Linked DNA regions of Homo sapiens: regions 1 and 3 are each linked to region 2. A link is an interaction called in ENCODE POLR2A ChIA-PET data of the cell type or tissue named here. Cell type or tissue: MCF 10A. All regions are shown on one strand.

The links. Peaks named below come from ENCODE experiments on the same cell type or tissue, not always from the same donor. Only the 100,000 strongest peaks of a DNase experiment are listed, where the experiment ranks them.
Region 1: POLR2A ChIA-PET joins it to region 2 with 19 read pairs; 4 of 35 experiments call an interaction of 5 or more read pairs at or near these places.
Region 3: POLR2A ChIA-PET joins it to region 2 with 20 read pairs; 7 of 35 experiments call an interaction of 5 or more read pairs at or near these places.

What each region holds. Positions count from the first base shown.
Region 1 is chr3:185,712,753-185,720,752 of GRCh38, forward strand. All of the region lies in intron 2 of IGF2BP2 (insulin like growth factor 2 mRNA binding protein 2), which reads right to left. It overlaps IGF2BP2-AS1 (IGF2BP2 antisense RNA 1), which reads left to right and starts at 500. Exons shown (of 8, transcript NR_126326.1): 1 at 500-736; 2 at 3,689-3,832. In MCF 10A, a CTCF peak has its summit at 5,055; a DNase peak (open chromatin) is centred at 4,649.
Region 2 is chr3:185,654,866-185,662,865 of GRCh38, forward strand. IGF2BP2 (insulin like growth factor 2 mRNA binding protein 2) reads right to left here. Exons shown (of 16, transcript NM_006548.6): 11 at 3,476-3,544; 12 at 2,421-2,537. Among named protein-coding and RNA genes, the nearest start is that of IGF2BP2-AS1, 54 kb to the right of the region's middle. In MCF 10A, a CTCF peak has its summit at 5,737 (motif pointing right); DNase peaks (open chromatin) are centred at 1,736, 3,876 and 5,736.
Region 3 is chr3:185,816,605-185,824,604 of GRCh38, forward strand. IGF2BP2 (insulin like growth factor 2 mRNA binding protein 2) reads right to left here. Exons shown (of 16, transcript NM_006548.6): 2 at 6,549-6,609. Among named protein-coding and RNA genes, the nearest start is that of IGF2BP2, 4.4 kb to the right of the region's middle. RefSeq lists an enhancer at 6,441-7,304. In MCF 10A, no CTCF peak of the experiment used is centred here; DNase peaks (open chromatin) are centred at 4,667 and 5,807.

The DNA of each region.
Region 1 (8,000 bases), 58 kb after region 2:
AATCTTGAATTTTGTTTGGGTCACAATTTTTAACATCCCAATAAATAAGTTAGGTGACAAACTCCACTGTATTTTATAATTGGATGGCTTACAAATCAAAAAACAATGGGTTTGTGACTCTACTTGTGTCATGACCCTACAGCCTCCATTTACCCATTTCTTCCCTCTCCTAAAACAGGAAGCTTTACGCTTACACTTTCATTACTGCCAGGATACTCTTGTACAATATCTGGTGTCCAGATTTTGAAAGTATAAGGTTATTTCATGAAATTTACTATGAACAGAATAGAGGGTGTTGCATAGCCTGCCCTACAGATATGTATGTGTGTGTGTGTGTGTGTGTGTGTGTGCAAGAGACATATATGTGTGTGTGTGTGTCTTGGTGTAATACTGTGAATGAGAAGACCAGAACTGCACCCAAGGAACTGTACCACTGTCATAAACCACCAGGTCAAAGTTCACATTTTCACTGCATAGAAACAGAACTCTGGCCCATAACTCAGATGTTGGTTAATTAGTAATATAGGGATACTCCACTTGTTATTGCGACTTTGATCTAAACAGCTCTGTAAAGCCCATTTTCACATTTTTAAAATAATATGCTTTAGCAGCAGGTGAGGAAAACTTAAGGCATGGCACATTTATTGGAAAAGCAGCAGTGGGCGGCTTGGTTTAATGGCAACACCACTAGATAACTGTCTAAGGCCCTTTCCAGATCCAATGGTCAAGGTAACAGGTAAGTAAGATAGACTCCAAAGGCAGGGGTTTGAGGGGAGTGGGGAGTGCTGGTGAGACATCAGAATGAAAATTGTTTATTTCACATGGAGCTCTTTCTCGTTATTTTTAACATTGCGATTCTGTGGATCTCAGCAAATCTGAACAGCTATATCTACCACTCAACTGGTATATTTGAAATAAATTTATATTTTAGAAGTAAGTGCTACATACTCTTTTTCATTTTCTTTTGAGATGGACTCCTGCTCTGTTGCCCAGGCTGGAGTGCAGTGGCGCAATCTCAGCTCACTGAAACCTCCACCTCCTGGGTTCAAGTGATTCTCCTGCCTCAGCCTCCTGAGTAGCTGGGATTACAGGCACCCACCACCACACCCGGCTAATTTTTGTGTTTTTAGTAGAGATGGGGTTTCACCATGTTGGCCAGGCTGGTCTTGAACTCCTGACCTCAGGTGATCCGCCCATCTTGGCCTCCCAAAGTGCTGGGATTACAGGCGTGAGCCACCACGTCTAGCCCAAGTACTGTATATTCTTTGCACAAAATTCAAAATGTACCAAAGAATAGAATAGAAAAATTCTCTCTTCTACATCTATACTTCAGTCCTCCAGGTCCCATTACTCATTTTTTAAAAATCCTTCCCGTGTAGTCTATACATAAGCATATATGAATACATTCCTTTTTTTTTTTACCCAAACACAAACATTAATGCTCTGTATATGCATTTTTTCACTTAGTATAGGGTAGTATTATTCTTTTTGACAGCTGTATAATATTCAGTTTTATGAATGTACCATAATTAAACTGGTCTTCTACTGATGGACACAAGATGTTTCTAATCTTTTGCTGTTTCCAAAAAGTAAGTAAATGCTGCAATGAATATCTATTCATCTATCATCTAGCTATCCATCCATCCATCCATCTCACTTTGCACGTGTGAGCATATCTTGGAAGATAAACTCCTAGAAGTGAAATCCTAAAAGTGGAACAGTTATTGGGCTGTGCATTTGTAACATCAACACACAGTGCAATGCTGATTTCCCCATGTATCTGAAACATGGGAGCTGAAAACATGGAGCTATCAAACTTTTGATTTCTGCCCATCCATAGGTGAAAAATACTATCTTGTTTGCATTTTAATTACAAATGAGGGTGATCATTTTTCATATATTAAAGAACCTATGGTTAGGTGCAGTGGCTCACACCTCTAATCCCAGCACTTTGGGAGGCCAAGTCGAGAGGATTGCTTGAGCCCAGAAGTTTGAGCCCAGCCTAGGCAACGTAGCAAGACTCCATCCCTATCAAAAAGCAAAGCAACCAACCTATCCCATCCCATTCACTCTGGGAAACTTCACAGAATTCTTCCTTGCTTTTTCTCAGTATTCAGGCAGGTGACTATTGGCTTTCTTAATTTCATTTCACTTATTCCACAGACCCTTACCAAGCATTTACTATGTTAGATACCAGAAAGACAGCATGAACCACCTGCTCCCAACCAGGAGGCTAGTGGGCAGGGAGTGCACCTCACATGCCGCACTGCCAAGGGACAAGCCTGCACCATGATGGAGGGTGCCTGAGGGGCAAGACAGACAGGAGGGGAAACCTGGCAAGGAACCAGGGGGAGGCAACACCTTAGCAACGCTCTGAGGAATGGAAGGCAGAATACGCCAATGGGAAAAGTGAGAGCATAGAGGGGTCGGGAAAGATATTCTAAGGGAATGAGGCACACAAAGGCATGGCAGCCAGAACAGGAATTTGAGGAATCTCAAGTCCTCTGATTTGAGAGGAGCAGAGAATGCTTCCAAGGAAAGGCAAGAGAGCAGGCTGGACAGGCTGGCAAGAACCCATGGCAAAGACTTCCTATTTCCTGAGTTAAACCACGAGGGTGATAAACCTTTCACCAAGACTCAGACACGAATCATCACGCCCCACACAGAGTCAGTACACGCCAGGTAAACACCGGGAGGCAGGTAAGCACAGCCAGCAGCACTAACTTTCTTCTCAGAAGATATTTTCTTCTTATTGACTTTTCATCCTCAGAAAAGAGAACTCTACAGCTCTGAAATGTGCGGTGCAAGTGTAATTCGACCCTGTTCTGTGGCTGTCTATATCCCACCATCAGGACAGTCTTCTGATGATACGTCATTTCTTTTTTTCTTTCTTTCTTTCTTTTTTTTTGAGATGGAGTTTCATTCTTGTTGCCCAGGCTGGAGTGCAATGGCATGGTCTCGGCTCACTGCAACCTCCACCTTCCAGGTTCAAGAGATTCCCCTGCCTTAACCTCCCAAGTAGCTGGGATTACCAGCACCCGTCACCACACCCAGCTAATTTTTTTGTATTTTTAGTAGAGACGGGGTTTTGCCATGTTGGCCAGGCTGGTCTTGAACTCCTGACCTCAGGTGATCCACCTGCCTCAGCCTCCCAAAGTGCTGGGATTATAGCTGTGAGCCACCACGCCCAGCCTGATTCCTCACTTCTTTTTGACATGTGGCTGCCAGGTCCACTTAACCAACAAATTAAATGCCTCTTTATCTCAAAATAAAAGCATCTCCACAATTACTATTCTAATACTCTTCTGTTTTTAACAGGTATTTAGCACACTTCTTGAAAGCATAACAAATAGATCCATTAAATATATTAGGAATGTTTTAGGTTAGTAGAGGGTATGATTGAATAACATGATTAAAAAAAAAAACACCAGAACTTTTATTTTTTTAGTACACACGAATAAGGCCTCCATCAAAGTAATGCTCTTAGAAAAGTATTTACTTATTCCGACAATGATTCCTCTGCCCAGCATATTTTTGGAATTCTTTTAATGATATTTTCTGCAGCATTTATCCAATAAACACTGACGTAACTGATTTGCCTTTTGGTCTACAATACAATCTTATAAATATGCTCTGTGTTAAAACAGAATATCCCTCTTTTCTTTCCCCTCCCTCTTTCCATATTCAGCAGAAACAAAGAAAATCTCAGAGGTCTCTTCTTATGTCTCTGCTAACAATAAAAAGAACAGCTTTTGGGGAAGTGGGCTGCTTTATCCTGTAGCCCTCCTCAGATGCCAAGACTGCTGGGCTGGCCACCAGACTCACGTCCTCAGTAAGGAATTTACCTCCTACTTTTCTTCGGGGGCAGGTAGGGAAGCACAGCACCAGCCCTCAGCTGTCTTGGGCTCCCTGATCTGGTTAAGGAGAGTGTATTTACTCAGGGCCATGGTGGTGCATGGAGGAAGCCAACCCTGTCAGCGCTGGCTGGTCATCAGAATGGAAGTGGGAGGACATCCTTCATTTCCAGGTCATGCCTGGTTAACATTTCACCTTAACTGAGGGGCCAAAGAGAGGCTACGCAGCCTGGATCAGAGCTCCGACAGCCCTTACCTGGTGGCTTGTTCGTGGAATTTATCACATCCTGTTGTAACGCTCTGTTTACATCTCTGCTGCCCAGCCAGACTCCGCCTTCTGTGATTTTCTCATCCCACCACCCAGTACTGTACATGCTCAATGGATGACTATAAACAAGTGAACAGACAGCAGGAGTGGCTGCCCTTATGCCCATGGAACTGGGCCTCTCAATTCAGCTCATGTTGGTCATTTCAGATCATCTGAATGTAAAGGGTCCTCTCTGTCTCTGACCAGGCTTCTTGCAGGCCTTTGGCAGCCGTGGAGCTCTGAGAGAGACTGGTTTCCTGAGGGCTGGGCACCCCGGTCTATTTATTGGGAGGCCACAAACAGAAAGAGTGGGCATCAGGACCAACGGGCACATGGCCACCACCCAGATACGTGACTCTGGCATGTATTTCACTTCTCTGGGGCCAGATGGCCTCTTCCTAAGATTCTCCTCAGTGCTGAGAGTTCTTCAGTCCTGCCTGCTGACTTCCCTCCAGGACAGAACAGATGCCTCTTCCTCCCATAGATATGATGCAAGAACTGAGCTGTCCAAGCAAAAAAAAACCTTTGAAGGAAGAATTTCTGTGCTGTGAGTGGTTTACTCTGAGAATAGGACTCAAGTTTTAGAAATCTTTGTTCAATGTCAGAGATAGAGCGACTGTAATCTGTGAGCCAAGAAAAAAGGTTTGTAAAGGCTAGAAGAAAAGAAGCCCATGGCTAAGAACTTGTAAAAACATCTACAGCAAACAAGAGTTCCAAGAGAAAGACTGTGAAACAGCAGGCCCACAGGAGCTGGAGAGCGAGCTTTGAAACGATACAAAATTAATTGTCTAAGGGGCAAATAAATGGTGCAGTACACAAATGCAGGAGGTGACACAAACGCACCTGGATTCAACAGAGGACAAGTAGACACATCTATGTCCCAGGCTGCACTAATGAGGAAAGTCCACCAGGTGGGAAGTAGGTACCACTGAGAGTTTATAAGGCTAAAAACCCCAGTCTTGGGATGCGGAGAAGGAGGGAAGGAAGTGAGAATGAACAGGAATGGCATATTCTGTTCACTTCACTGACAGCTTTGCACTGTGCATTCCCAGCTGGGCATGTCCCAGACATGATCTCTTGCATGGGCTGTACTAACGAACATCAAATATTCAGGCTGGCAACCAGTTACATGAACCGGTGTCAGGAGTGCACATTAATAGGCATCTGACTAGGGCAGGGCTGGGCAAACTACGGCCCCTGCGCTACATCCAGCCTAAAGCCTGTTTCTGTAAATAAAGTTTTATCAAAACACCCAATTTGTTTCCCTATTGTACACAGCTTTTTTCATGCTGCATTGGCAGCGCTGGGTAGTTGTGACACAAACCATATGGGCCACAGGGCCTAATATATCTGTAATCTGGCCCTGTACAGAAAAAATGTGCTGAACCTTGGACTAGTGGGGCAGATAGTGAAGCTGAGAAGATTAAGACCAAGGGAGTAGTGGGATGTGGTTCCAGGGCTAAAGCAGTAACTCTATCAGAAAGCAAGTCAGGCTCGGGGGCGGTGGCTCGCGCCTGTAATTCCAGCACTTTGGGAGGCCGAGGCGGGCAGATCACGAGGTCAGGAGATTGAGACCATCGTGGCTAACATAGTGAAATCCTCTCTACTAAAAATACAAAAAATTAGCCAGGCGTGGTGGCACGTGCCTATGGTCTCAGCTACTCAGGAGGCTGAGGCAGGAGAATCGCTTGAACCCAGGAGGTGGAGGTTGTGGTGAGCTGAGATCACACCACCGCACTCCAGCCTGGACAACAGAGCGAGACTCTGTCTCAAAAAAAAAAAAAAAAAAAAAAAAGAAAGTCAGAAACTCCCTCCTGGAACTGGCAGATGGGTAGGGTTAAATCTGAGTGGAAAATGGAAGCAGGGAAGAGCAAAGCCACGATCAAAACCTGAGAAACTGAGAGGATGAACACAGCGCAGAAGTGACACCAAGGTAAGATCCTGTATCTTTTGGAGTCAAGAACCACCATTTTGATGGGCTATTCTGGGCTTCCCAGACCTTCCCAAGAAGCTGCTCCTTACAGCTTACAGGACCACATTCTTGGGAAGCCACAGACCCAAATCATGCCTTGCCAGGTGTTATTCAGTGTGGACCGCGGTAGGACTATGATGGTCAGAGATGACCTTGGGTGGGGAGAGGAAGCAGACAGAGGAAGAAACAGACTGTGTTTGGACAAGAGAAAATAGGGTACATCTAATGGAGAGACAGATGAATACTAAGTGGGGATAACTGCAGAGGCCTTATTTAATAAGGTGAAGAGTTTGCACTGATACAGTAGGCTATGGGAGATCACTGCAGGGATTTGCACAGGGCAGTCATTTGTGATTCCAGTTATTTGTGAGATAAGGATAGTGGGGCATGACAAAGCTCTACAAAACTGTAAGACACTGCATATCTTTGATGAACAGTAGTATGAAAGACAAAACAGATTGGATTTGCTAGAATAAAGGTGCTAACAAGATGGCTGTCACTAGCAATCTGCTGCAGCAACAGGCTCAAACACCCCTACGCAGAGCTCTTCCTTCATGTGCTTCATCTTATTTGCATGAACATTCCTAGGAGTTAAGCAGAAAAAAGGCAGGGATGAGCTTGGAAAATGACCAGGAGTGTTGACTGGGGAGTGAATATTGGAGTACAGGCTGGGTGTGGTGGCTCACGCCCGTAATCCCAGCACTTTGGGAGGCCGAGGCAGGTGGATCACCTGAGGTCAGGAGTTCCAGACCAGCCTGGCCAACGTGGCGAAACCCTGTCTCTACTAAAAGTACAAAAATTAGCTGGACGTGGTGGTGCACACCTGTAATCTCAGCTTCTTGGAAGGCTGAGGCAAGAGAATCACTTGAACCTGGGAGGTGGAGGTTGCAGTGAGCCGAGATCACGCCACTGCACTCCAGCCTGGGTGACAGAGCGAGACTCTGTCTCAAAAAAGAAAGGAAGGAAGGAAAGGAAGGAAAGGAAGGAAGGAAGAAAAGTTGGAGTATAAAGAAGTGAGCCTTGATAGAAACAAACTCAAATGAGAAAAGCAAGCCACACTGAATCCAAGGGCCATGAATAAATACAAACTCAAACTCTGGTGTGGAAACAGCTGCAGATGTACAATTGTGACTGTCCCTTCTAAAGTGAAATCCCCCGGAAAGTGGGAAAATATTCTCCCCCAGGCAACCTTCCATCAACAAGGAGCTTGTGGGCACTGAGCGTAAAGCAGTGCATTGAACCTGTGCCCTGCCTTCCAGGAGTCTTCAGTCTCTGGCCGTGGTCTATAAGAAAGGGCTACCAGCTAAGTGAGAGCACTAGAATAACAGATATATCCAGTGCTATGCTGGTAAATATTTAAAAAACGGCTCTTGCAGGGGGAGATAAAGCAATCTGTAGTTTTTGCCAATTTCTGTGGTGTAAATACTCTCACCAAAGCCTATTTATTTTATTTAATTAATTAATTAATTTATTTTTTAGATGGAGTGTTGCTCTTGCTGCCCAGGCTGGAGTGTAATGGTGCGATCTCGACTCACCACAACTGCGCCCGGCCCCTTTGGGAGCCACCGCGCCCGGCCCCCAAAGCCTATTTAAAGCTACTAACATGATATCACCAAAACGGAAATTGGAAAGGATGCACACAATTGGCTCTGGTGAGCCAGGGGAGCCCTCTAGCACAGCACTGGAAATGAAGCTTGTTGCTTGTAGCAGCTCTTAACTGGATGTTGGTCTGTTGTGATATCTAAGGACACTGACAGGCCACTACGAAGGCATGCTGCTGAACCCACTCCACTCACCCAGTTATTCAGAGGCAGATCTTACAGCTGACATTCTTCAAAGAAGAACCTCAGCTTCAGGCTTTGGAAGA
Region 2 (8,000 bases):
GCCAAAGCATCTCTTGGAGTGCATCACCCAGATCTTAGCTCAGCCCACCTCCTCTGGGCGCTCTCCTCCCATGGATGAGTGTGAGGCTCTCTCCCTGCCCAGCAGCATCAAATGTGCCCCTCATTGTGGCCCCCAAAGACTGGCAAAGTAGAAACTAGGGGTGGGAGAATCTCTGGAGTTAGTGAGATCATCCATCTTGCTTTAGAGACAGATGTTTTCAGGGACCTGTTGAGACAAAGGGAATCTAGCAAAAACCAGATTGATTTTTTTACTTTTATTTTTTTGAGACAGAGTCTTGCCCTGTCACCAAGGCTGGAGTGCAATGGCGTGATCTCGGCTCACTGCAACCTCCGCCTCCCAGGTTCAAGTGATTCTCCTGCCTCAGCCTCCCAAGTAGCTGGGATTACAGGCACCCGCCATCATGCATGGCTAATTTTTATATTTTTGTAGAGATGGGGTTTCACCCTATTGCCCAGGCTGGTCTCCAACTCCTGACCTCAGGTGATCCACCTGCCTCAGCCTCCCAAAGTGCTGGGATTACAGGTATAAGTCACCACGCCCGGCTGACTGATTTTAAAAATTTGGAAATTTCCTTCACAAATATTTGGCCTCCCTGGTTTATGCTATGGAGCGAGGCAGGGGCTGGGGAAGTAGAAGGTTGCTGGAAAAGATTGTTGGCCCAGCATAAAAAACATTGTCTGGACCTTCCTAAGCTGTAGAGTCCATTCTGTCCTCCTGACGCAGCACTGCTGTCTTTGCCCATCACAGAGGCCAGGAGCACAGTGACACGTCACCATTCGACCTTGCTGGGACCTGGGACTGTGGGATGCAGCCCATGCGACTGATCTCTTCTTTTCCTAAAGGCCCTGCTGGGAATGATTCTGGCATCACAGTTAGGTTGATATGGTGGAAAAACACACTAGACCAGAAACAGGATAACCTGGGCAAATCTTGGCTCTCTCATTCTTCAGCTTTGTGGCCTTGGACAAGCCAGTGAAAACTCCCTAGGCCCCAGCTCCTCATGGGCAATAGTAAATGAAGAGGCGCTGTAGTGGTGAGCCCCAGGAGGTGCTGGATATCCCAGAAGTCAGCAGAATTTCCATCTCAGAGGCAGCCCTGCCACATGTGTGCCTTGCCCATGTCCCGGCACTCTCTGAGCCTCACTTTTCTCTGCTGAACAAGACGGGGATTGGATGAGATGGTCCCTCAAGCCCCTTTTAGTTGAAACGGTCCTTTCTCCTGCCGGCATCTCAGACTGCAGGACTGAAAGCTGGGCAAGGCCCAAGGGCTGCAGCCAGCCAGGGGGTCTTCCACACTTTACTCAGCCCACCCTCAGGGGTCAGGCCAGCACCTGCCTATCAGTGCCTAGGCCGGGGTCTCACCTGCAGCAGGACTGCTGGGCACAAGGGCCCCCACACCTCAGGGCTCTCATCCTGTCTGTCCACTCTGCAGATAAGATAAATGAGGTCTGAGAGGGAAAATGATTCACCAAAGTGAAATTCTCTGATGGTCTCAGTGCAACCCTTGTTCTGTACTACTCAGAATATTTTGTTTTTGTTTTTCCTCTAGCACACTTGCTGTGGGAGAAATTCCAGCTCTTCCTGGGGAGAAAGTGTAAGCATTCTTTCTCTCCAAGTCATGAGACTTCTCATTTGGAATTCTGGGTTGTCCCATGGTAGCAAATTATTTTGCGTAACAACAAAAACTCTGTTTCCGAAAATGTTTCATGAGGCTTGGGACGTGCTCAGCATTCTGCCCGTGAGTCAGAGCTGATAGCTGGTCTTGGAGCAGGACCAGGGGCAAATAATCCTCCCCTTTCAGCTTCTCTGATGATTCTCCACACTGTGCTCAAGGAGGCAGGATGTGGGCCTGGAGCTGCAGCCACGTCTGCATTCGCAGCCTTTCCATAAGTCAAGGACCGTCCTTCCTGAGTTGCTATGCTCAGGCTGGGTTGCATATCGGGTTAGACCCTCAGCTTTTGTTTATGATTTTATCATTGCTTTTCAAAGAGTTTTTTATCCACATTATTTTCTGGTAGTTCAGGGCCTGTGAAGTGGAGACTCATTAAAGCACCGCATACTGGTACCTGCTAAGTTATCACTTCACCGCAGTCCCTTCCCTTAGCTTGGGAAAATCCTCAACCTTTCTTTATCTTCTTGAGGACAACAATGATAAAACAAAAAGGACTGGGTTGGGTTGTCTGCTACTATTTTTTTCTAATTCAGTGGTTAGCTGAACAGTAAAGGAATAAGAAAAGGAAAGATGAGAGCGGACGGGAATAGTCATGGGGCAAATGTTCTAGATCTCTGTGGGACTCTGTCTCTGCATGGTGTGGCGCTGCCTGGGACTGAGAGGGAACAAGGGCCGTGGGATGAGAGGAGGTGGTAGAAGGGCCACAGGGCCGTCAGGAGCAGCCTCACCTTGATAGAGGCTCCGGCGAATCTCGCCAGCTGTTTGATGTGTGCCCCCTTCTTCCCGATGATGGCGCCCACAGCCTGGGTTGGGATGAAGAGATTCACAATCTCCTGCTCTGGATACTGGGAGGGCGAGACAAGAAAGAAGACATCATTCCAACCAGGCTTTCTCCTCCAGGCACTCAACAGGTACCAAGCACCTTACCATGAACCCCATGGTGGGAAGGCCCCGCCACCCAAGGAAATGGCCAAAATGGTGCACAGGATCCTTCTGCGGCCTGCGGCTCTGCAGGTGTGAAGCCTGAGGAAGGGACCTGAGCACAGGCAGCGCTAGTGATAATCAAGGGCATCCTCCTCTTGAGCTTCTCAATTTGTTGGATTCCAAAAGCTGTCTGATCGCAGGTTTTCTGTCTTATACAAATGTGATCTGTATCTCTCCTGTGTCTTCACCCAAGAAATGAAAACAGCTATTAAACATACCTGGCCTGAAGACGGCCCCAAGGCATTCTGTTAGAGGGAATGGAAAGCTGCCCAACACATCTGGTATCCGGAGAAGCATTTTCACAACTAAACTTGACCTGACCCAGCTGCACGGTGACTGGCTCCAGGAAGATGGGGTGAACCATCCCTCCTGGGACCCTGTGACAAAAGGCAGAGGCTCTTGGGCAAGGCTGCCAGGGGTCCTTGCAAGTGGGGTCTGTGCAAATGACATTCTCATTTGCTAGACTTTGTTCAAAGATCTTTGGAAACTCTGCTATTCAGTGCCAACAGCACGTGCTCATCTGGCCTTCTGCTTGCCCATCTGCAGCAGTTCCTGCGACCTGTGAGGTGTGCGAGCATCCACAGGTGCAACAGCAACGGCCTAGGCCTCTGCAGAACCTCAAGAGCACTCGGGTGCTGGGGAGTTTGGCGTGCTCAGGCTTTGAGGTGTGTCACTCCCAGGACAAACCAGAACCACAGGAGACAAGATCTGCATTGTGAACATTCACTGGCCACCAAGGGCCAAGTGGGCCTAGCCCCAGGAGAAGTGGCAGGTGCGGCTGAACTGAGGGGGCACTTACAGAGTGATGATGCGGGAACGGGCCAAACTGGTGATGGGGGTACAGGCTGGAGAAGTATCCGGAGTGGGTCTGCAGCATGAGAGAAAGAGTCAGTGGGCGGGTGCTCTCAGGGACTGTCACTGGCCTCAGGGAGGCCAGATTCCCAACATGCGACACAGGCTCTCTGTGGCATCAGCTGGCTCCACTGTCGTGTCTACACGCCTGTCCCTCTGTGTCTCAGATCTCTGCTCCACTTCTCCCACTCAGACCACGGAATGCTTGGCAAGATGTCCCCTGGTTGCAGTAGCTCTCTGGGCTAAATGTTCATCATTTCTAAGCTGAGTCATGCCTGAGGCGTCCTAGGAACATACCATGGGTGTGAACACACACATACACACATACACCCACTGGCACTTGCACCCATACACTCTTAACCTGCCCTCGGGTGGAGAGGCGGGGCCAGTGCCTTCCGTTTTCTGGAGAATGATGAGTCGTAGATGAAAAAGAACAGAGTGTGCTGGACAATACCCAAGAGTTATTCAGAACAAGCAAATGTGTTCCTGGGCAGATAGATCAGTCAGCTCCATCAGAGAATTCTAGAAGGAATGGAAAGAATCCTGAGAAGGGAGAAATGTCAAAGGAGACTGAGCTTTGGGAATCTGAAATGGGAGGATCACTTGGGTTCAGGAACTTGAGACTAGCCTGGGTGACACAGAGAGATCCCATCTGTATAAAAAATAAAAATAAAAAATTAGCTGGGTGTGGTAGTGTGCACTCTGGTCCCAGTTACTCAGGAGGCTGAAGTGGGAGGATCACTTGAGCCTAGGAATTTGAGGCTGCAGTGAGCTATGATTGCACCACTGCACTGGTGCTATGCCTGGGCGACAGAGCAAGGCCCTGTCTCCATAAGAAAAAAAAAAGAGAGAGAGTGACTGAGAGAGGAGAGAAAGAAAATGAATGTGGAGAGAGAGGAGCAGGGAACAGGAGGGCAGATATGGACAGAAAAAAAGTAGAGCTATTAAGAAAATAGAAATTTAGAAAGTAGCTGCTTTTATTTTATTTCTTTATTTTTGAGACGGCATTTCACTCTTTCGCCCAGGCTGGAGTGAAGTGGCGCGATCTCGGCTCACTGCAACCTCCGCCCCCGCAGGTTCAAGCGATTCTCCTGCCTCAGCCTCCCAAGTGGCTGGGATTACAGGCACCCCCCACCACGCCTGGTTAATTTTTTGTATTTTTAGTAGAGATGGGGTTTCACCATGTTGGCCAGGCTGGTCTCGTACTCCTGACCTCAGGTGATCTACCCGCCTTAGCCTCCCAAAGTGATATGATTATAAGTGTGAGCCACTGCACCCTGCCAAGTAGCTGCTTTTTACTGAATAGGTACTGTGTACTAGATACTAACATAGATATTTTGTGTCTATTCATAAACTCTTTTAATCCTCACAACAGTCCTATGAGAAGGAACTATGTCTGATTTGATACTTTTTTTTTTTTGAGATGGTGTTTCACTCGTTGACTAGGCTGGAGTGCAGTGGCGCAATCTCGGCTCACTGCATCCTCCACCTCCCGGGTTCAAGCGATTCTCCTGCCTCAGCCTCCCAAATAGCTGGGATTACAGGCATGTGCCACCAAGCTCAGCTAATTTTGTATTGTTAGTAGAGACAGGGTTTCACCATGTTGGTAAGGCTGGTCTTGAACTCCTGACCTCAAGTGATCCACCCGCCTCAGCCTCCCTTTAAAGTGCTGAGGTTACAGGCGTGAACCACCGCGCCCGGTCTGATATATTCTTACAGGCAGAACGCTGACCTGAGTCAGCAGAATTGCTAGCTGTGCTTTACACAAGGCTGGGTCAACACTGACATTGCTGTTCCAGGAAAGGAAGTGAACAGCTCTGGGCACCATGGAACCAATTCCCACAGGCCCACCCTGCAAGATAGTCCTCCAGGAAGACGATTCCAACAGTGGTCAGACGTGGCTGAGGTTTGGAGTCTGGTGACCCAGCTTTCACTTGAGGATCCCTGAGCAAATCTCACAGTGACAGGCAATGCCCTCCATCCCCCGAATCTCCTGAAGGTTAGGATTTTGCCTTATGACCCATTAGGGACAAAATGAAACCGTTGCCCTTTTTGAGCTTGGAATGAGAAGGCAGAGATGTGAACAACTTGAGGAGCTGCTCCAGGGCTGCTGTAGGTTACCAGCCACGCCTGCCGGCGACAGAGCTCCACTTAACACGGCTGTAGTGAGAGCCTTGCTTTGACTTGGAAAGGGGCTGCAGCAGCCCCTCATGCCCACAAGAGGGCGCTATGAGATCAGCAGTCTCTTGGCAAGCTCAAGTTTTGCAGGAAGGTGGGTGAAGCAGTTTCTCTCTCTTGGCTCTGCTTCTAAGGACCCCCTGGAAAGAACATCAGCTCCAGAGCTTTCTCTGCAGGTCCGTGTCCTGGGCCATGAAGAGCTGGGGGAGAATTCATGCAACTCTTCTGCACAAAACTCTAGTCTGGGAAAAGAGCACTTCAGCCCTCCTCCCGCCTGAAGAATCGTTCCTTCAGGTCTCATGGCAGAAATAATTCCTTTGAACTATGATTTGCCATTTCCTTACAAAACTCATGTGAGGCCGGGAATAGACAAGCCACAGTGTGGCTCCTATTCTGGGTTCAAATACTTCTCACATAAATACTATCAAATTTAGACTTCCTAGGAACTCAGGGTAAGAAAGAGATTTTTAAAATTAGCTGTCAAAGGATAAAAAGGACAAATTCTCTTTTATTCATGAGTAACAGCTGAAAAATTGTCACAGGGAAAGAATCTTGAACTTGCAATCAGGAGCTTGTTTCTAGCGGAGGCTCTGCCATTAGCCCCTGTATATAGAAGTTAGTTTCTGGTGTCAGAAGATCTGAGTCTCTGAATCACTACCTCTACAAGTTGGAAAAAATTATTTAATCTTTCTGAGCCTTATCCACAAACAGACTCAAATAATATCTAGTTCTTATAGTACTGTTGTGAGGGTTTGTTCATTCATTCATTCAAAAGGCATTTGAGGCTGGGCACGGTGGCTCATGCCTGTAATCCTAGCACTTTGGGAGGCTGAGGCAGGCGGATTATTTGAGGTCAGCAGTTCAAGACCAGCCTGTCCAACATGGCGAAACCCCATCGCTAGCAAAAATACAAAAATTAGCCGGGCGTGGTGGTGGACACCTGCAATTCCAGCTATTCAGGAGGCTGAGGTGGGAGAATCGCTTGAACCCGGGAGACAAGAGGTTTCAGTGAGCCGAGATCATGCCACTGCACTCCAGCCTGGGTGACAGAACAAGACTGTCTCAAAAAAAAAAAAAAAAAAAAAAGGCATCTGAGCACCTACTCTGTGGGAGGCATTGACCCGGGTCCCGGGTGCTGGGGACACAGTTATTAAGACAGTAATGGTCACTGTCAGCATGGAGCTTGTGTTCTACCGGGGAGGCAGGCACAAAAGAGAACTTCAAGTACTGTGAAAGAAATGAACAAGAACAGGCAAGGAGCAGGTGTGGAGGTGAGTGGTCTGGAAAAGACTGCTGCAGTCAAGACCCAGGGAGGAGATGGAGCCCCAGAAAAGGCACTGGGACGGAGCATTCTAAGCAGGGTTCTAGGAGGTCCAGAGCTAGAAAAGGGGTTGGCCTACTGGAAAACAGAAAGGAGGGCAGTGTGGTGAATGTGAATGAGGGTTAGCAGGATGTGGCGGGGGAGGCAGCACCAGTGGGCTACAGACTTGACACTCAGCAGGACAGACGCCCTTGACGGGTGCTATGTGGCATTCAGTGAGGTCACAGGAATGAAAGATCACTGGGCACTGGATGAGCTAAATTAATTAGTGATAAATGAGTGCTTATGTATAATGAAAGGTCTGGCCAGACGTGGTGGCTCAAGCCTGTAATCCCAGCACTTTGGGAGGCCGAGGTAGGCAGATCGCTTGAGGTCAGGAGTTCAAGACCAGCCTGGCCAACATGGTGAAACCCCACTTCTACCCAAAATACAAAAATTAGCCAGGCATGGTGGTGCACATCTGTAGTTCCAGCTACTTGGGAGGCTGAGGCAGGGGAACTGCTTGAACCCGGGAGGCGGAGGTTGCAGTGAGCCGAGATCATGCCACTGCACTCCAGCCTGGGTGACAGAGTGAGACTCCATCTCAAAAAGAAAAAAAGACAAAAAAAAAAAAAGTGTCTTATCAGAGCATACTATTTCCCCTTCCCATACTTTTTTTTTTTTTTTTTTTTAAGATGGACTAGCTCTGTTGCCCAGGCTGGAGTGCAGTGGCATGATCTTGGCCCACTGCAAACTCTGCCTCTGGGTTCAAGTGATTCTTCTGCCTCAGCCTCCTGAGAAGCTGGGATTACAGGTACCCACCACCACGCATAGCTAATTTTTATATTTTTAGTAGAGATGGGGTTTCACCATGTTGGTCAGGCTGGTCTCAAACTCCTGACCTCAGGTGATCCTCCCACCACGGCCTCCCAAAGTGCTGGAATTACAGGCTTGAGCCACTGCAGCTGGCTAATTTTTTTGCATTTTTAGTAGA
Region 3 (8,000 bases), 160 kb after region 2:
TAGCCCTACTACTTAATTAACAGTCATGTGGCCTAAACAAATTATTAAGCTTGTCTGGGGCTGAGTTTCCTCATCCAAAAAAAGAGATAGTATCAATTGTCCTATTTTTCACAAAATTATTATTTGGAATAAATGAAATAATGTGTCAAAGAGGCTGGAACAGCATCAGTACTGTATGAATATTAAGATGCAGGCAAAAAATACTCCTCCCTGAGATAATACTACTACCATTGTTTAAATATCAATACATGAAATCATCAACCTTTCTGATCACATTTAAAACAAAAATTTAAAAATTCAAGCTTCCCACTACAGCAAATCCTTACTTTGAGACACATTAATTACATGACAATAAGAAAAACTGAAAATATAATTCTTATTGCAATGTTCCCATACAAATTTTTCTGGTCATTAGATGCAACATTTATTTTGATATGGGTAAATAAGAGAAAGCTCAAAACATACATCAGAACTCTTAATTTTCATTTATCAGACTTATTAAAATATCTGCTTTATTTATGAAATGTCCTTGACACTAAACAGAATGGGAAAATCCTATCTGAATGTTCACATTTTAAGAAATAAAGTGTAGAACAGATAAATAATGAGGAATAAACAAAATGTATCTCAAAAATACAGATATTATTTAGTGAAAAGCAGAGGCTTGGGGAGGAGACATAACTATCAAATGATGGAACAGGGCTAGCTTTTGGGCTTGAATGCCTCCTATTAATGCAAAAGCATCCATTTTCACTGTTGTACTTATTCTATCTCAATATACCATCAAACTCTAAACCAAATTAAAGAAATAATTATTGTATTCCTTCTTCCCTTTGGCAGCCAAGCAACAGAATCTGAAGTTTTCTACAAAAGAAAATAATTTTTCTTCACTATTTTATGGAGAGACCAGACTAAAGTCCATGATCAAAACAGGAAAAGTAAAACCTTAAAAATAATGCTCTGAGCACTCTGCAATTTTGCTGCCTAAAATAGAACCCATAGAGTCCATGCCACCAAATGAAAATTATAAGTTTGTAAGCATGAAGTCAAATTATAAAGTAAAAGATTTAAAATGTTTTAATGGTGATGATAAATGGGAGGAAAGACTTATCTTCATTGGTAGGTGTTTGCTGTTTATTTGCTATTATTTGTTCAATGATACTGCTTTTGAATGAATACCCAAAATAATTTGAACATGAATTTGAATATAAGAAGGATAAAACTTTACTAATAAATTCTGGGGGCATGTTTTGTTAAACAGAACACTCCCATCTCTCAATTTAAGAAGTTAATCATAGCTTTTGAGAGATAATGCTTTTGACTGAAAGTTTTAGAGCATGAACTCTTTAAAAATTAGCTTAGCCAAGCCCACTAATTTCTAACACTGAAAAGAACACTGAAGACTTTTGTGATGTTTAAATATAATTTTTAAAAATATATTTTGAAATGTATAATTCAACATTTTTAAGTCTCCAAAGAAACTATTTCAATATAACGCTTCTTCTAATGAAGTTTACTCACTGAGAGCACTTGTGTTATGCAAAATACCATATTGCTTTTCAAAGTATAGAATTTCTAAATGGAAGTGCATATTCAAATCTTGAATTTTCTGACACTTAAAAAAATGGCTTATAACATCATCAAAGCCTTCACAGAATCTTTTGTGACAGGGGATAGCCAAGTGAAAAGGAAGGAGGGAAGATGCTGCACTGATGGTCCTTTCAGTAGCATGCTCACTGTAAAACCTACTCCAGGTACCTGTGACTTGGCTTTCACAAGGTTAACCACCTACAAGAGTTATTCATCACTCAAGGCAAATATCACTGCACTGGATTCCCTTTGCCACAGGTTTCAATCACCAAGCAACTTTCTTGAGCCTTGTCAAGACTGAATTCCAGAGCAACTGTTGTTCAATTAAAGATCTCCTGCTGCCTCTTCATACCATCTACCTGAAACTGTCCCCAACAAAAAACATATACACACACTTGCACATACACCACTGAAACAGAGAGAGGAAACATTTAGCTCAAATAATATCCTCTAACAATTCTGACCAATTGCTCATCTACTTTTGAGGGTTTCATAGAGGACTTGGAAGAGTGATTCAGCTACAGACAGCAAATATTTAGAAAAGCTTGAAAGTATCAAATATATAAACAGTTCCTGTAGAAATCTGGTTTTCATAGCTTTTCTGACTTTTAATAAATGTGCCTAAGTCACTATCCTTTTATGCATAATTCAAAATCATTTACATTTCCTCAACACAGTACTTGAAAATCTGGAGCAACCTCCACACATTAAAAAAACACAAAAACCATGTGTTTACTCAAAATAATTGTGAAATGATAATTCTGATATGCAATTTGTTCTAAATCTTCTTTTAAAAATATTTTAAAAGTTAAATGCTTTTTCTCTTAAAGAAAACATATTGCACTTTAGATCATCAAGTATAAAAGGCTTTGTACAAATATTACTAATATCCTCTCATCTTCTGTCTACCAAACGATAATCTCAGGTTAACATAATAAAAAACAAAATGCTTAGAACATCTCTTACTGGTCATCTTATACCTGGCCATAAGTATAAGGAAACACATGAAAAGCACCATTTGACAGCTGCACTACATATCACAAATCACCTTTTGGAATTAATGTTTAGGTGTTTAGCCATTAAACAGTTTTATAAATTGTTATATTACAATTTAAAATTTTTATGTATTTGGTGAATTGAAAAAAAGCAAGCAAACCATAAAATCTATTTTGATGTATAAATCTCATTGGTTTCTAATATTTAATTAAATGATTTAAAAGCATCAAATAACCAGTCTTTTAAAAATGTAAACTAGAATTTTTAACCAATATCACCAAGTTCACTTTTTTCTGTATTGCTTCTATTTTAACTCTAATACTTATCTCTTTGAGGTTACAATATGCAACTCTCTAGGGTATTACCTAGCACCATGTGAAAAAATTACTAACTTTTTTTTTTCCTGGGAAACTAAAAGTTTAACTCCAAAGCCAAATCAAAAGTAACCTTACAGTTTAATATATATTCTGTGTTAATATATGTTATATCTACACATGGAATCTATGTAAGTAAATGCAGGTATTAATTTCTAAGTCAACAAATTCTTGAAGTAGGAAGGTACCACACAATTTTAACCTAATAAAAGTCATTTCTGTTTCTAGAAAATTAAAAATTGATGCAGCAAAAGACTGCAGCAGGGAGGGCCTGAGATTGGATGTTTTTTTCTTCTTTTTGGTATTTAATTCAACCATACACAATGTAGTACATACAAGCAAAATACAATTGAGATACTGTTTTCTTTAACATTCCTATAGGAGACCAAATTCATTTGCATTGGAGTGAACACAATTACTGATTTTTAACTCATGAAAGACAAATTCATAGCTTTTTCCTACACTATCTCATACTATTCACACCATCTCAGTGAAAGAATGTCTAGAACCACTTAGTTACTTCCTAGAGGTGGGCAGAAACTGCATTTTTCAAAGTTTTGTTTCTCACAGAATCATTCAACTTGAGGTACAAAAGCACATTCAAGTTAGCATGTCTTAGTTCAAAACAAGGCATGCAGTATGTGTGTGTGTGTATGTGTATATATACACATACACACACACACACACACACACACACACACACACACACATAATTTTTAAGTTAACCTTCAACAACACCAAAAATGAAATTTCTGTCAAGGAAGTTTCCAAAACTTTTAACAGCATTTTAAAGCTTACCAGTTTTTTCCTCTTTAATAAACATTTGACCATATGTACTACCAAGAAATATTAATAGAGAAAAAAAGATTCAAACACTTTTATTCAACAGAGCCTGAAACCAACTTACAAAGAGAAATAAATGCTTTATGTGCGGTTGACATTAGAATAATTTGCATTTAATAAGAATAAAACATACGCTGCAAAAAGAAAAGAGTTTTCTATTTCTAAGTGACCCTGAGAAAATAATGGCATCTAGTCTATTATGCTATTATAAAATGATGCCAGAATATTTAACAAAAGATACAACTGGTAAGCAAATGGCATGCCAATAATTTCATAAGATAAAAACATCTCCTCCCAAACTATCATTAACCTTAAAAAATCTATTTGAGATACAGATAATCAAACTAATTCTTGAGAAATCAAAGAAATCACTACAATACAAAGAAAATGCACTCAATTGTTGAATGATTTTTAAGTAAGCAAGCAATGAGGATGAACTATTTTCTTCCCATTTTCATTTCAACTAACACAAAAACCACATATAGAATTGACTTAACACTGCCAAATTTACTTCTAACTTGTTAATATTCACAGAAATGCAACACAAGAACACCAAAATAGTCTCCATATAACATAAAAGCTTTGGTTTCAAATGTCACAGTACCCTGGATTTAGAAAGCCATCAACGTGGTAGTGTCCAGGACATGAGAACATACAGCTGCTTCATCCCTGAAGTCTGATCTCAGTACACAATACCGGTCATTAGCTATCTCTCCCTTAGCCTGCAGTACAAGTAGCTAATTTCTGCATTTAAACTAATAAAGGAAAGGAAAAAAAAATTAAAACCATCCAATCAGAAATGATGTAACTCCTCTAGAGCAGCAGCTTATGCATACATTTGGAATGTTAAACATTTTCAGTGTAGTGAATCATACACAGCGCATTTTAATCTACCTCCTGGGTATTTCACATCGCCCACATGTTCAAAGAAATCATCAACTAATAGGGCTGTATAAATCCTAGATTGCTCTTTATTTAACTTATACTAAAAACTGGGGACATGCCTTCAATTCTGAACTCTTAAACAGAACAAAATTACTTAAATGACACTCCGGCTAACAGCAAATAATCTGCATTTTGAAAGAAAAAAGATAAAAAGTAGTACATTTGTGAGAAGTTTTAGGAGCTGTTAATAACTTTAGATAAACCAGTATTTCACATATACCACAAAATTAAATAATGCACACTGCAACATGAAATGAGACACCAACTAAGATAAAATTCTAGTAATTTTTTTTTTTACTAATTATAACCCCCAAAAGTATTCACAACCGCAAACAGCCAACAGAATTAGACATTTATAGAAACATACTGTATCAAATACTTGGGGTAGTTATTTCACTGTTCAATATATTCATTCTGCAAATTTTCAAGTGTTGTGAGATAGTAATTTATATTTGTTGTAAATAGTTAATATATCAGAAAGCTTCAACTTGGATTTCTCAAGCAAAAAATATTATTTTAAAGAAAAGTATACAAATTTAGAATACCTTATTGAAAACCAATTGGTTACACGTTACATCTTTCCCAATAGAGGAAAGAACTAGCTTAATATTACACATGAAACTGCAAATCATAACTCACCTTTTTTAAATTAAAAAAAAAACAGGATTTAAGTAATTTTCTCATATGCCACAGAGATTATTTGCAAACAAAAGTTATTCTGTTGCTTACTTAAAATAAAACATATCTGGAAATGTGGCACACAATTTTTAAAAATCCCTTCAGCAACACATCTAAGTATTTATAAAATTAGGGTAGTTTGTTTTAAAATCTACTCAATCCTGACAAAAATCAGGTGGTTAAACTATTGACTGATAAACTGTAAAGGTGGTCATCAAAAACTTCATTGAACAGCTCCAGTCCAGCTACTTAATGACTAATGGTGAAGAAATGTATGTGAATGGGATATAAACTAAGTTTCGACACACAGCAGAAGAAAAAAATTTAGAATGAGTAATAAAGGGCCCAAATTTAAAGTCCACAATAAACTTTAAACAAAGATGTTTTCTCTTCTCTTCTCATGTTAGCAAATCACTGTGGAGAAATCCAACCTCCACAAAACTTGTTACTCCGTCATTAACAACAGTGCACTTAAATATAACTATAGATTTCACAAGGGTATTTATTTTAGCCGCAAACATTTCTTACAAGCAACAACAACAAAATGCTCAGAAGCTATACTCAGTAGTCTCAGTGACTGAAAAAGTCCGGCTTTTAACTGCCATCCAATCCAAACAACCCACTTCTTTAGAAAGCTATGCAAAATATTGACCCCTTACTGAATTATTTTACTATTCAACATTAAACTATCTAAAAGAGAAAAGTAATTAATCGCTAAGTTTAGTTAAGCAATTTAGCTGACATAGTAAATATTTACTCTTCACATCTCACAGGAAGTCTTGACAAGCATTTGCTGCTATTCTGCTGGGGGTAGGGGCGGGAGGTGGGGGTGGGAGGCAATTTTTGATAAACAAGTTACAGGGTCCCAGCGAACTGAACATAGCTGGTGTTCGCCACCCCGACCCCCAATTAGGCACCAGATATTTTCCAAGAACAGTAAACACCTTATATAATGAAAGTAAAAAAAAAAAAAGTAGCTTTCTAAACTATGTATCTCCACTAACAAAACAAACAAAAGCCCCTTTAAAAACTACCAAGAGCACGTTTTTTAAAGCTGTGTGTACGTTTTTTACTTATACGTAAGGCCAATCGCAAAAAAAAAACTAAGCAAAGTATATTTACCTTAGCTTTTTAGAGACTGAGTAATCAACTTCCATGATTTTCCCATGCAATTCCACTTTACCTTTAAAACAGAAATTAAAGCACTCAGAACCTTGCTTAGATCAAGCCCGCGGGGGTCTAGGGGGGGCACGCACGGAACTCCACGCTCGGGCTCCGCCTTCGGGCGCCCCCAAGGGGTCTCCTACCCGGATCGAGCTGGGCGAACTTGGTTCCCAGTAGAAAGAAAGGTGGGCGCCCCGTGTCTCGGGACAAGGCGAGGAGGGTGCGAGCCCGGGTCGGACCCCAGGTATAGCCGTGGGTGGCATTACCGGAAAAACAAATTTAATAAAGAGCGGCGCCAATTTGAAAGGATGAGCTCATTTGAAACTCAAGCTGCAGGGCTGGCGCGGCCCCGCTGCTCTCCCGGCCCCCACCTCTCCATTCCGCTAATCCGGGGCCCGAAGGCTCCACCGGGCTCCCCTCCCTGCCCTCTCCTCCCGGTGGCCCCGAGAAAACGAGCCGAAGCCCCCCGGAGTCCGCCGCAGCGACAGCCCTGTCCCTGCCCGCTCCTGGGTGTCACCTTGGCCTCGCCGCCGCCCCGCCCCCACTCCACACGCCGGTGGGGAAGGGGCTCCCGCCGGGCCGGGGTTCGGGGGGCGCCGGCCGGGGCCCGGGGGCCCGCGCGGCTGGGAGCGGAGCGTGTGCTGGGGAGAGTTGGGGAGTGCGCGCGCGCGAGTGTGTGTGTGTGTCGCTCTCCGTCTCCTGTCTGGGCTCCAGCGCGCTCGCGGGCCCCCCGGTCGCCTCTTTCCCGGTTCTCAACCCTGGCCCCCACCGAGTTGAGACAGGGCACCTCGTAAAAAGGTGCTTCTGGCCGAGCGGGAGGCGGGGGGACGGGCGGCGGAAAGCCCCCAGCCCCGAGTTCTTCTCAATAAAATCGGACAAAAAATTCAGAGAAAAATAGGAGCGCTTGAGAGAGCAAGCGAGAGGGGACTGAGGTTCGGGAAAGGACCGAGGGGATGTGCCGTCGTGCGAGGGCTGGGGCTGGGGGAGCCCCGAGATCTCGAAGGGGGTCACCAGGGTGGCGCCGAGGGGGTGCCAAAAGTGGGGGGCCGTGGGGCGAGGTGGGGAGGGGGCTCGAAAGGAGAGTGCGGCTCAGGAGACGCCAGAGGGCGAGAGGTTCTGGGCACGAGGCACTGGAAGAGAGAAGGTCCGGCCGGGGGAGGAGGAAGAGACGCTGGATTTGGGGAAGGGGGGACCCTGACAAAGGGGGTGACAGGAAGGTCAGGGGAGAAGTGAGACAGGGGACGCTCAAAGGGTGGGGGGCGGGGAAGCTCAGAGCAGCCCGGGGCGCCAGGCGAACGAGGGGTGCCCCTAAGGAGCCGGCGAGCCTCGGGAGCCTTCGGAGCGGCACGGGGGGCGCCCCAAGGCTGCGGCCCCGAGGGCGAGGGCAGAGTCCAGAGCTGTGGGGGGAGG